Linked DNA regions of Homo sapiens: region 1 is linked to region 2. The links are chromatin contacts, found by Hi-C or POLR2A ChIA-PET in ENCODE. All regions are on one chromosome and are shown on one strand. The core of a region is the stretch at or near the end of the contact, and the rest is flanking DNA. Distances in the headings are between cores, read along the strand shown. Region 1 overlaps ARB2A (ARB2 cotranscriptional regulator A). Region 2 has its middle 15 kb from the start of MIR2277.

What was found. A loop is a pair of places that touch in the nucleus more often than their neighbours do. ChIA-PET counts read pairs that join two places held with the same protein, here RNA polymerase II (POLR2A). Pooled maps may share reads with other maps.
Region 1: a map of Panc1 shows a loop between it and region 2 (4-fold over the local background). The contact joins two enhancer-like sites. A Hi-C loop is called at or near these places in 81 of 168 maps with a recorded cell type or tissue (A673, B cell, CD4-positive, alpha-beta T cell and 53 more), 37 of 37 single-sample maps with no recorded cell type and 44 of 50 pooled maps. POLR2A ChIA-PET finds 5 or more read pairs at or near these places in 7 of 52 experiments (A673, AG04450, HCT116 and 4 more).

The regions. Positions count from the first base shown.
Region 1 is chr5:93,800,026-93,807,247 of GRCh38, reverse strand. All of the region lies in intron 8 of ARB2A (ARB2 cotranscriptional regulator A), which reads left to right. Among named protein-coding and RNA genes, the nearest start is that of POU5F2, 62 kb to the right of the region's middle. Within about 2 kb of position 5,972, at least 3 of the 41 ENCODE cell types and tissues checked have a DNase peak (open chromatin) inside an H3K27ac peak, as active enhancers do; they include PC-9 and Panc1, where a contact is called at or near this core.
Region 2 is chr5:93,602,108-93,608,985 of GRCh38, reverse strand. No RefSeq gene overlaps it. Among named protein-coding and RNA genes, the nearest start is that of MIR2277, 15 kb to the left of the region's middle. RefSeq lists a silencer at 869-1,163. Within about 2 kb of position 1,450, at least 4 of the 41 ENCODE cell types and tissues checked have a DNase peak (open chromatin) inside an H3K27ac peak, as active enhancers do; they include PC-9 and Panc1, where a contact is called at or near this core.

The DNA of each region.
Region 1 (7,222 bases), core at 4,723-7,222, 190 kb before region 2:
TGGCTGGTCCTTAAATCAACATTTATATGATCTGCCAAAAAACATATTTGCCTACACAGCTAATTATCAAGAAAATGCCCATTACCTCCAACCTATTAGCTATGCATTTAGTGAGGAACTGGTAAGACAAATGTAGGATTCTGTCAAGATGTAGGACAATATCCTCCTCCAGACCAGTTTTCTGTTTCATCAAAGCCTATGTGAATTTACAAAAAGGTTACTTTTGGCAAAGATTTAGAAATGTGTCATGGCTGAATTTGATTATTGTGTGGTTGTAATTAAATTCTGCTACCATAATTCATAATGGTTTTAGAAAGCATATTTAGTAACACCTACTACAAATCAGGACATTTTTGTGTATACTGTTTTTTAACAGGTCACTATTTCTGAATATTGTTAAAGTGTAGAAGTTAAATTTTACAGAAAAACATGACATCAGTGATTTCACTCAGTGGTATCACTGGTGTCACTCTATATCATAAGCCATAGAAATCTCTTTCTACTTTAATAATTCTGTTTTGTAAAATTTGATACTAAAATGTTAGAGATCATATTTCTTTTGTTTACTTTGGAAATTCTGGAATTCATACTTTAAAAACTCTGGAGCGAATTAAATGTTTATTATACAAGAGCAATAACCTCAAGTGGTTAGATAATGTCATTTGCTGTTTTAAGGTGTCCTGTAAAAGTTTCAGCAATATATAGCTATATAATGAAGTATATACCTGAGTTGTGTGTAATTTATCTAGCCAGTGTTTATAAATAGAGTTACTATTCATGTAAATAACATATATGAGGAAATATGATCTTATATTGAAAAATTAGATTTGTGAGTGATCTAAACTTAGAATGTCTAAAATTGTTAATAGTATATAAATCATAAAAATATGAAAAAATTATAAAAGCTGTAACTGTTTTCTGGAGATTTAGTATATGTTTGGTAGTTTAGGGAGAAAATTATGAAAATACCAATGAAAAAGGCATATAAAAGTATTAAGATGGAAAACCTCTTCAAGTACTTAAGAACAGCTCTTCAAAACTAAATCCAATCTGTGTAAACACAGATATTACGTTGCAACTTTTTTCAGTGCCTCTCAACTTGGTGCAAGTGTAGCTCTCTGAATTGGAATTGTATAGTGTTTGTACATTTTTTCCAGCTGAAATGGAATGTACATCATCTTGCATAATTTACTTGTCTCTGGTGGTTAAATTTGCGTATCTGAATGACTGAATATATATCTTAAGCTTCTACTAGATATAAAATAATCTCATGAGTGGAGGAGAGCTCTTTTACCTCAGAAATCAGAAGAGTCTATATATTTCACAGCAACTCATGATCAAACAAGCTAATTCAGATGCTGGGAAGTGCTTTCGCTTAGCTATGTGGAAGAACCATTGACTGTATACAACCAACAAGTGTATGGTGCAACAGGAGATCCATTGAAAACCGTTTATAGGACTGAACGACAACCCCAAATGCAAGTGACCATGAGCAACTACAAATAGGTATACATATGCATTTGAGCTGAACAGACTTTCTGACATATAATTTAGTCAAAATTGCTGTATTTCTTCCCCTTAAATTTATACATAATCAGCTTCTTGTATGGACCCAAATTGGAGAAATGTAATTCAGTAGTTGGTGAGAAATAAAGGATTGTGACCTCTGTGTAATTATCAGGAAGGATGCTGTATGATGCCTGCTGTTTTATTACTGCTCAGGTCATACTCAGGACCTTACACTGGAAGAACACCTTCTCCAGACTCTTCTGTGCAGGGGAATGGTGATCTGAGTCTGAAGTATGTTCACCGTGCTTACACTCTAAACATTTCTGGGGAAACGGGGGTTTTGCTGTGAGGTACTGGGAAACATGAAAAAGGTAAAATAGCTGGTAAAAACTTGTTCAGTGAAATCCTTTGCTTTTTCCTTTATATAGTGAAGGAGCAAGGAATTGCCAAAAAGCTTTCAAGCTAATGGATTTTCAAATATAGGAATAGTAATTTTTAAATCATAGAAGAAAGGATTCAGTGATTTCAACCCCGTTCTCATTATTTCCCTTTAACAAAGCATCATATATTTAGATTGGTGATTTCTAGAAGTTACCATGTTTGTATTATAACATATTTGAATCTGAGAATTTCTAATAACACCATGGTAACTTTGTAGTGAAAATCATTAATCATTAATTATATATTAAAATGCATCCCCTCATAAAATCTCTAAAGATGTATTTTTTTCTGTTTGACTACTGAAATAAAATTTGATATCTCACCACCTAGGACATGCTTGTAAATTTTTTGCCACTCTGTATGATATTATTATATATCTCTGGTTACTTAAACTTAAGTTTTAATTGTAACTTTGATTTTTAACTTGCAGTATATGTACAAATTTCAAATTTTTCAAAATAATCAAAAAATTAAACATAAAAAGATTACTAAAGATATACTTTGTTTTAGGCAAAAGCATTTCTTTTCTGAGGAATAAAACAGATATATTAAAAAGTATATAATTTCTGAATAAAAAAAATCTACTAGCTGTCTCTTACTCTTCCTCAATCCCTGCCCCAAGGTAATATAAATGAACAATATATATATTGGCTAATAAGCAAGCATTAACTCCCACTGGTAAATATGAGCAGTTCTTAATGTTAATTAAAATCAGTAGCTAAAGAAATTATATCAGAAGACTAATATTTCCTTTATGCTGTATTTTTTCTTTACAACTTTTAATAATATTGAATTATTATTGAAAGTATAATACAGTTATATCATCTTAACGAAAATGTTTTTGGTATAATAAGAGTCTATTAAAAATGCATTATGCTCAATTATTTGGTATGTATGTATGCTTGCTTAAGTATATGGAAACTCTTAGTGAATAATCCTTGCAGATATGATATGCATGAACAGTTGTTTACTTATTAGATACTCAGATGAATATACATATGTTAAGGAAATATCTTTCTTTGAAGTTATTTATCTTTTATATTCTTTTTCTGCCTTTAAGCATTTTATGAGAATCCTGTCATTTGTGTCTGTTAAGAACACATACGCAAAACAAAATTTGTATTTGAACACTTTAATGTAGGCTTTAGAAAGTTAAAGCTAAAAGCTCACATTTTAAAATTTATCTTTGTATGGTGTCTGTGTACATATATTTCCAAACTCTTTGAGATGTTCTAGAAAGGAATCAAATGTATTTATGGGTATGTTCATGCTGGTAATAGAGTACATGGGTTACAAACCTTTTCCATTTCTTTTGACCTTGTAGGAATAATAACAGCTCTGAATCACTATTTCTCTCCGGCTGTGTACAAACCTAGCTCCACTGTCTTCATAATCCTAACCCAGCATCTCTTTCATGCAACAGGCATGGACCTGCTTACCTTTCCCGTTTTCTACAAAAAGAAAAACCTGACCAGGGACGTTTATTCATACATTCCCCAAATCAACACATAGAAATATTTTGGGTTAAGTCTAAAAAATTCTTATGTCCAAAAATGGAAGCTTTTCTCTTTTTTTTTTTTTTTTAACTTTTAAGTTCAGGAATACATATGCAGGTTTTTTATGTAGGTAAACTTGTGTATGAGGGTTTGTTATACAGATGATTTCATCACAAGGTCTTAAGCCTAGTACCCATTTGTTATTTTTCCTGATCCTCTCCCTCCTCCCACCCTCCACCCTCCACCCTCCAATAGGCCCCAGTATGTGTTGTTCCCCTCTATGTGTTCATGTGTTCTCATCTTACATCTTAGCCTTTAGAATTTATCCCTCTTTTTGGGTGGGGGGGCGGTGAGGGAGGAGAGGGAATTGAAGTAGGAGAGTTCTAGGGTGGGTTTAGAAATCTCACATCACTTTATGCCTATATTAATAACAAATAACCACCAAGTAGTCTATTGTTGAATTAAAGATGAAAGCTGTAGTATCCATGAAAACAAAAATTTGTAAAAGACATGAAAGAACATAACAACTTTATATGTATAATGTTTTTGTCTGTTGAAGAGCTGCAGAAAATTACTTGATGTTTAGTGCCAGCTGCAGTAGCATGCTAAACTGCACATGTTCCACCAAGGAAAAAACAAGTCCTCATTCCTCGTGGATAGGCACACAAATTTGACTTTTCACTATCACCTATCTAAGCAGGCACCTGTTATTACTCATGTGGTATAATACTCCATTTCCATTGGAGATTTTTGTGAGAAGTAACTCATAATTGTTAATGCAACAAAATGTGTGTCCATACAATTAGCATGAATGTAAATATGTCCATCTACATTTTATTTCCTTCTGGATGTTAGCGAAATACTGTTATATGTAAGAAGGGGGTTTTTGTTGTTGCTGCTGTTCTTTAATTCTTAAAGATTTTAGTAGTCTTGCCATCATTATGCTTCTTTAAAAACTCAATAGTAAGCATTTTAGAACTTTTTCTAAATTTGAATAGTTGAAGTTTCAGCTTCTGTTTTAACCAGAATTTATTGTAAATGGCCAAAATACCTATCTACTGCTAAACATCATTCTGGAATTCTGTTTATGCCTGCTAAACTATTGCATTTGCATCTTCATCCTTTTAAAGATGGAGCAACTTAAATGCACATAGCAATCTTTTTATAAAAGCATAATTATGTCTTGTGCTTTTTAAAATGAAAAACTAGTCCTATATGCATTATTGGTTTATGTGAAAAAGTAATTCACAAATGGACTTCTGTATAAATACATGTTTTAAATAGCCTTGAATTTTTCTTGCCTTGTACTTTTTATGTAAATAAAATTAAGCAATTGTTTATCGTATTAATTTGCTTTTTATTAGATGCTTATTTGATACATACATACCCAGTCCTCCTGGCTTTTTGGTTTTTCCTGTTTATCATTTTTATTTGTATGGATGTTTTCTTTTTCATTGTGATTTCTTTTTTGCCCCCATTTATGTGTCATCTATGACAAAAATTGCTGTTAATAAATAAGTGACAGTATTTCACAAAACAAGAAACTGACTTTACCTGTTTGGCACATATATCACTCTCTAGATACCTAATTTGTCTTTTAAAAATAACTTAAATTTTCTTATAAGATTTATCAGAGAAAATATATCTTGACTTAAATTTTATAAAATATATTTAGTGTTTTTTAATATTTGAATTTTGTGTTGCATTTTTTTCCAAAGAGAGGATGTATATTTATTTGTTCTTCAGATTTAGGATTCAATATTCAGAATATGCATGGTAAAAGTTATAGCATTTTCAAAATCAGTCTCTAATACAGGCTAAATATACTAATTTCCTAATAACAATAAAAACAGAAAATGTCTAAAAATTCTTTACTGGTTGAATTATAATTTTGGTTGTATTTGAAAACCTTCAGACTTCGTTCTGGCCATTCCACTTTAGCCATTCAGGCCATGCTGCCTGTATTGTGTATTCAGCAGTTCCTATTAGATGTCTTCACAGTGAGTGATTCTGTAGGGCTTGCTGACACCCGCTTCATGCATGGCCTGCTGTGCTGGGTGGAATTTTTTTTCTGAGCTGCCTGAAACATTAAAGACATCTTGGCCATGTCAGTCTGTGTACAGTGTGTGTGCATGTGCCCTCACATGTGCACATTCCTGAGCAAGTCAGTATTAAATAAATGATGTGGGTGTGCTTTTATATACATGTAAAGTCTAAAATTTGAATAATGATGAATTTATCATGTATTAAAACATATATTTTTAATAATTTAGTTCAGCTAACATTAGCAACTTTTCTCTAGCTTTTATTGTCTGTGGTTATTGACACTAGGGGGCACTGCTTATCCTTGGTTGCATCTTTCTTCAGGAAATGAATAAAAATACTCGGCTGGTTTCTGTGCTCTCACTTTAATTAACAATTGAATTTAGAGAACTCTAGGCTGTTTGATCCTTTGTTATTTTGGTTTTATTTCTAATGCCTATATGTAGTGCTAACAAAGGGGGTTGGAGCTATTGGTTCTCACAAATAAATAGAGTATCCAGTGTCCCATACAGTAACTTTTTCTTCCATTGGAAATGTCATTCTTGGCAAAACCAGAAGGGCAAGTTTGCCCAGTGATGAGGCTTAGATCCCTTGCCAGCTGTGCTTCTAGCCAGCAAGTGTGATGAACAGCTTTAGAAATCAAGTGAGAGAAAGCATTCAAGAGTTAGTGTGATTCATTTGGATAAAGGTCAAAAGAAAGATAAGCAAAGGATTAAGAATGAAGAGCACAAATAGCAACAATTTGTACCTTTTTACTTATAAAAATTACTGTCAGTGATCCTATTTGTAATTTTTCACATGTTCGTAGTTCAAAAGTAACTTAAAGTCTTTTAAAACTATATTAAAGATTGCATTTCATTCTCTATTTCAGCTGATCATTTAAAAATGAAAGAGAAAAATTGATGTGCTACCATTCCTAACTCTATTTATAGATTAGAGCTGTGGCTACTAGTTGAAAATCAAGTGACAACATAATTAAGTAAACATTTTCAATCGATAATTATAGCTTGAAATCTTTTTAAAATATAAAGATTTGCTCCATTTATTTTTTAGAATTTTAGTGTCCATTCTAAGCCTAAATATTCATGTTTCAATCTATAGCACCACCTGTAATCTCTAAGGACATTAATAACATTTTTGTTTTAATACGCACTTTTAAAATAAAACTCCCTCCTCTCCCGTCTTGTCCCCCATCTTCCAAATGTAGAAAGCAATCAGTAGCCTAAGGAATATAGACAACTATTTTACACTGTTCTCCTAATTAATTAAACATGCCAGAACTGGTAAAATTTTATATCCTTCTCCTCTAGAGTTATAGCTGTATCTTTGTGTGCGTGTGTGTGTGTGTGTGTGTGTGTGTGTGTGTGTGTGTGTGTGAAAATATGCAGTTAAATCATGCCCTATTTTTATTAGCTAAAGGTATTGATTTTTAACATGAGTAATTTAAATAAAGTATTCTTGCAGATTTTAAAGTTTTCATAGCATATGTTTTACATCCTGAATGAAAAGAAACAAAAAAGATTACCACTATAGTCAAGCTTGGTCTAAACACCAGTAAAATAACTGAATATAAACACATGGGCAGTTTTAAATAAAATTTTTAAATACCTTTGCTTTGTAGCACATTAAATTGATTTCTCCTATATAGGTACTTCAATTAGAAATTATTTAAAATTTTTCAAAGAGAAATAGATATGTGCATTATCCTAGGTTGATTTTTTCTGTTCGCATTT
Region 2 (6,878 bases), core at 201-2,700:
TGTTAATTTCCCCCAAAGGTAGAACATTTCTATACAAATTAGTTTCCAAATCCTAAAAGCAAGTAACAAGTTAAACTCTCCCATGTCAAAGTGTTTAAAGTTATAAAGAGATATTTTTAATTTGCAACCGTTGCCTTCCTCACCAGCAATCCTTTCTTTAAAAAACAGACAATGGTATGAGAGCAGTGGGTGCTGTGAAAATGACATCTTCATTCGACAAAACAATATTCAGGTCTTTTTGGCTTATCTTAATTTTTTCCACCAGAAATTTAGAACTACTGATTTTCTCTCTTCGTGCTTCAACACAAAGGAATCCCTCCAAAAGTGTTTTGAATATCTGAGAAGAATCATTTAGTGATTGAAATAAATATACATTAGAATCCACAAATCATTCTTCTTGTGAAACAAGCTGTGTAGTGACTTTCATTACTAATATTAAAATATATCTCTTTGTAGACATAAATTTTTAGTACTTGGGCTATAAAGAAATCATAATACTTTTTCAATCAATTAATGCTATCTCATAATGACAAATGAAAGTAATAAGTTCCCCACATCAGCCTGATTCATCTTCGAGTGAGAATGGGGAGTAGTGGTGGGAGAGGGTGGTGGACTCTAGTGGGAAACCTCGACGATTGTAAATCACCATCTGGACCTGCTGAGTTGTCCTCTTGAAAACCTCAATCACATTCTTGGAGGAAAGTTACTAAGGTGCCTTTTTAAGTGCACCAGAACAGGTAATTGAACCACACATGTGCCCTAAATTTAGGTGCAGAGTTTCCCTGAATTTCATTATTATATGGATTAAGATGGGCAGCTCCCACCTGGACGATACCTTAATCAAAAAGAGAAAAAGTGTGACGAAAACAAGGGCAATAATAACATTACCAGCACTGTACTGATCAAATGCCCACAAATAGTTCAGAACAACGGTGCTAAAAAGCCGCTTTAATTCTGAAACAGAAAGTCCTGAGACACCGAGCGCCATCTAGCAAGCAAAGTTAGAATCAAAGTATGCCTGAGTCAAGCACAGAGCACAGAAGGACAGGGGATGGGGAGGTAAAGGGGGACTTCGAGATCACTTGCTGTGATTTAACCATCCACCCAGTCTCACCTGAGCCCAGAGCTACCTGCAAGTTTCTGCTCTTCGCCTCACCGACCAGCTCAAATAAACCTAACAACTGAGGTGAGACAGACCGTTTCTGCCTCCAGCCAAGGCTAAAGGACAGCTCCTCGCAGGATTGCTTATTGTCTTTAATTAGAACAGGCCGCTTCTCCATCCCCTCCTACCACCTCCCCAAAATCAGCCTAGTGTCTAACTAGTTTTGCACCTTCTTATCCAAATGGGGACAAAGAGCAGTGCCTGAAAGGCTCACCTTGGGCTGAAATGATTCCCAGGGCTTCAGCGCAGAGGAAAGCGCATCGCTGGGAAAACATAGCACGATATGAGAAGTCACTCTGAGTTTACAAGGCTGCCCAGACGCCTCCTGACAGGCGATCTGAGCTCTCTCCGAGTGGCATAAGACACATATTTACTTAACAAGCCACTGATGGTCATGGAAATGGAATGCTGCCTCCTAAATATAAATGCTGTAACTTTATTCTTCTCCAGGCAACTGGGTCTTTGATATTTTCTTTGGCTGAAGAAAAGTCAAAGGTAGCTAGAAAGCTAGAAAACTACCCTGTTAGTGTGTAGCTTGAAGGGGGTGGGGGTGGGGTTGAAACACTTTTTAAAAATAATTTTAAAGTTTGAATAATGTTACCTAATTATATGAATATTCTTTGGAACTGGGCTAACAATGTAACTACAAAATAAAGCTTCTGGGATTTCAATGTGAAGAAAGTAAAGAATAATCTGCTGGTTTCTGTAGAGGCAGGTACCGCATATTTTTCTTTTAAACCAGTCCATCTGAATTCAAAAGACTGAGAGAGTTCATCTCAATAATATGTGTGCTTTCTAAAGAGTCTTTCTGGAATTTCATTTTAAGGCTGGAAAATAATCCAGTGTATATACATGCTAGTCTTAAACTACTCTTAATTTCCTGCTATTGAATATTGCCTCTATAGTAGCTCATTGATTCACATTGTTCTTAGAATACAGAGCCAGAGCTAGGCTTTTCTATTGTTCTCTCCTCATCTCCATGTCCCACACACAATTTTTTTCCCAGTGAAGTGAAGTTTTGTAAAATAACAACAAAAACAAAAACAAAAAAATTAGAAAATGAAATATTAAAATATTCCTGTTGAATATCAAATGCTACTCCAATCTCAGGTTTGCTACTTAATGAACACAAGCACAATAGATATGAAATAACAGTCCTCTTGATTTTTCTACTGTGCTATTTGCTGTGCAAAACAACCACATTAAGAATAAAGGAAGCATGAGATAAGAGTATGCTTAACACACTCACAGGTCATAGAACTTACAGGAAAAAAAAATCTCAGAAAAATCACAACCCACCCAACAAACCTAAGCCAATAAAGAGAGACTTCATAGTTTAACCCACAATTTAGAACACATCTAATACATTTCTACAAAACCTCCTTTTCTCCTTATGCCTGAAAATATGTGTAAAGATCTGAGGATGGACAGTAGACACAATTCATGCTCTCTCTTATTTCCCTCTCCCTCTCTGAAGTTCAGAAGAAAAGTTCCCAGGGCAGTCTTGCCTCCGGATGCCAATAAAAATTTAACTTTGTGTGTGTGTGTGTGTGTGTGTGTGTGTGTGTGTGTCTTGTTAAATAGTACATTTCTCCCATCAAGGTCTTCTTAAACACGGAACCTTCTCCTAGACAGGGTACCCAGCTGTTTAATTTAACATTGATTTATTGCTTTTAAAAGTAAATTTACACACATGCCAGCAGCGCTCCGTTTTGTTTCCCCAGACCCTGAGATTTATTTTCTACTTAGCGCTTGTCTGACAAAACAATGTCCTTTAACTTTATTACACATCGATAAGGAAATCTGTCTTATTTTTGTTCAGATTTATTGCTGTGTTACTTGTGGGGACTTTTGTGATCCAGAAAGGCTCAGGTCCGAAAATAAATAGAAAATTAAACAGAGTTGATCACAAAATAATGATCAAAACCTTACAATATTGTCCAGCCTATATCAGCCTGCTGGGGGGTGAGGTGGGGTGGGACAGAGGATGATGCTCCCCTAGTGAGCACAGTTGCTCTGGAAGAAAACAAAATGTCTTTAATGGGCAGGTAGCGTTTGAAGGTGGAGTAGCCAAATCTGGGTTCTGTAATATCTCCAAGTTCTTGGTTGAAATGTATTTGGGATTACAGGGCAGGGAGGTGCATCTGCGGGACTCCCCACCCTATGGCGGCCTTACCTCCGTGCAGAACTCCCAATTATCACGCGTTCGTGATGACTGAGCCCAAGGGAATTAAGATGGACTTTGAAGCAGCTTTTACGGTACACTTCATCTACATTTGGGTTTTCTTTAGTTCTCATTAAAAGGGCCACTTTCTTCTTTTCATTGATATATGTCTTTGTGTCCTTCATTTCACACTCTTAAAAAAAGTTCTCTCATCAGATCAAGTGCAAAAAGGAGGGGACGACATAATAACCATCATAATCATGATAACAACAACAACAACAAACAAGTGGTACTGTGGGTTTAAATCTTTTTTAAAAGAAGGTTTTCTCCTCTATATGGCATGGCCCTCCAATTAAAAAAAAAAAAGCTGGGGTTGAGAATGAGGATAATAAAAGTGTTTCTAAGGTTAAATTACATGAAGGCAGGCTTAAAAAAAAATCTCTGAATGTGATGAGCTTTCCTCTCCCATCCTGATTTCTCACAGAGACATTCAGTAATCACTTTAGAGCTGTTCACATGAGGAAATGAGGACACTATCTTTTCTAGTAAGAAGTGAAGATGTGACAGGTTTTGTTATTGGAATGAGGGAGAACTTCGTAAGATATTCCCTTTTTTCGCCCCTACAAACCCAGCATCTTTAAAACCCCCTGTCTGAAAGCGTGACTCGTCTGTTGCCTTTCCACTCTGGTCAGTGGGTCCTCGAAAACACCATAACATGTTTCAATAATTCTGACAAACCCATGAAGATTTTTTAAAGTTAATGAATCATTCTTTCTCCTGAAAACACATAAAAACACGTTTGTGCACGCAATTCCAATCTAATGAGAGAAAGAAAGAAAAGGGAAGGAAGGAAGGAAAGAAGGAAGGAAGGAAGGAACGGAGGGAGGGAGGGAGGGAGGGAAGGAAGGAAAGGAAGGGAGGGTAAGGACAGAAAGGAAAGAAAGAAAAATAGGAAAAAAGGAAAGGAAAAAATATCCCTCTTTAAAAGGGGGGAGGTGGAGTAACTGCGAAACATTGAAAATTCTCCTATTCATATTAGGAGCTTCTTCTTCTTCTTCTTCTTTTTTTTTTCTGTTTGCCCTTTGAAAAGGGGTCCTGTCACTCAGAAAGGGGCTGTTTCTTCAACCTCCTCCCCATCCACCCACCAGCCGGCCCCCCTCAGCCTCGCAGCCGGCCCCGGCCCACCCCGCGGCCCTCCCAGCGCACACACAGTTTCTTCCAAGTGCTTTTTCAAGTAAGAGCCGGAGAGATGAGAGGTGCGGCTTCTCCAGCGCGGAGCCAGACAAGTACTTCTCATCCCGGCGGAGCGCGGCCCGGCGCGGCCAGCCCGAGGCCCGGACGTTCTATGTCAAGAAGCCCCACGGCCCCCCGGGCTGGCCGCCCCTCCCCGCGGCTGGACAGCGACGTCGCGCTCGGGCCTGTCACGTGGCCGCGCCCCCCCGTGCCCCCGCGGAGCCCTTTGTTAAGCCCCCGGGTCTCCACGCGCGGCCGCCGTGGCTGGGGCGGTGCCGCATGGTGGATGCGCCCGGAAGACGATCGGGGTACCCTGGCTTTGCCTCGGCTCACCACGCAGCCCCCAAACACCTTGGGCGGAGGCCCCAAGCACTTGGCAAATCAAGATTCTCAGTCCTTTGAGGAAAACGGCCCTGGGCCACCTCCAGTGTTTCAAACCAAAGGCACAAAGTGGGGCAAGGGGGCCAGTGGAGGGCGCGCCTCTGCACAGGGGTGTAACCACTGGGCTGACTTCCCTCCTCCTTTCCATTCCGCCTCACCAGTTCCTCGCCTTTTTTTTTTCTCTTCTCTTATCCTCTGCCACGCTCAGAGGCTCAGTGGGTGGGAGTGTGTGTGTAAATGTGTGTGTGGTGTGTGTGTGTGTGCGTGCATGTGCAGTTAGGTGAAATTTCATAAGAATATGTCCTAGGCTTATCAACTTGCTAGGTTGAGGGAGGATGTTCTCCAGTAAATGGACTGGAGGGAGAGTTTAAGCGACTTATTTGGGAGGAAATAGGGGGTCAGATTTGGTCTAAGTGGAACATCTGCAAAACATTCAAGCAGCTTATTCAACAAAGAATCTAGCCATTTATTGTAGAAATAATAAAAAGCCACTAATGATTATAGTTCCCACCCCTTCCCCCAAAAGGCCAAATCATAATGAAATAATTCAAAGGTAGGCCTCATTTCCTAATAGTGGAATTAAACAACAACAAAAAAGAGCCCAACTAAACTTTCCAGCTCGGCCTTCTTAAGGGCCTGGGAACCTTGCTGAGAAATTAGGTAAATAAAAGGCGAGATGGAATTTCTGTTGAGCTGAGGCTGCAGTGCCCCGACTTGCACATAGTTCTGCCTTGATACGCAATTAAATTACAGTAAATTCCTCTTTAAATAATAAAATTTGGAAGACTCCTCAGGATTCGAAGATGTCTGGGGTTAAGTAGCTTTTAAAACGTCAGTTTTTAAATGGCTTGTGCAATGAATAGCTACCTTTAAATTCTAAAACCATTATAAATGTGCTATACATCTGGGTGCTAGTTTGTCTCTCCATATTTCTTTTTAAAATGAGGAAAGAATTCATAAAAAGCTACTTGGCACACTTTATTTTAGGAAAGCAGATGTTAATTTTTTCACGTATCATTTTATGACCAAGTACATGTGTAACGTTGGAAAGCATCCAGAACGCCTCTATTATTTGCTAAATGACTGTTAGTTGAGGCGTATTATTCTCAGCCTAACCACGGTATAGGTTATATCAATAAAGTAAACATCTGTGATTTTTTTTTAACCAGGGGAGGGGGTGGGTAGAAAGAGTTACCATAAGCGAGGCAGGGAGGGGAGAGTTTAGGTAGGAAGAGCACACCTGCGTTGTAGCAAATAGAATATTTATATTGTTCGGTGCAAAACAAAGTCCCTCAGTCAGGCACTCGGGGTTATTTACATGGCGGGAGATAAAGTTGAAAGCCTTTTCCGGCGTGCCAAATGGGATTCTCCCAGTGGCCTTCTGCGTAGCAAGATAACTGGTACCGAGTGCTCCTGGCGGCGTCGGGCCTTCTCCCGCCAGCTCCCCTTCCCTGCACGCCAGCCCCAGGCCCAGACCGGGTTGAGCCAGGCGCTCAGGCTCTAGGAATTCCCAGGCACCGCGGAAATTTCAGCGGGGTTCCCAGCCTAGAAATATGCTCAGGAAGCGTCCTCATTTGCCCTGCGTCGCTCGAGGACGCCGGCGCCCAGGATAAGCCAGTGGGGTGATAATTAATGGAATACAATATTTATGGTCCGATGTATTGACTCTGAGGCAAGCGCGCCGTGTAGAGTCCGTGGGGGTCTGACAAACAGGGGTTAGTGAACAAACATAATGACCGGAGTACTTATGTCTATCCGGTTTACTCACTTAAACCCAAGGTATGTAACATCACGATAAATATTAATATCCACCTCGACAGACCCTCAGCACCGCTGTCCTCCTAAACTCTCCCTTCCTGAGCGCTGCCCTTAACAAAAAGGCCAGAGAGGAGGTTTTTAACATAAAATGCTGCAAATATGAAAAATAGGTCACCAATA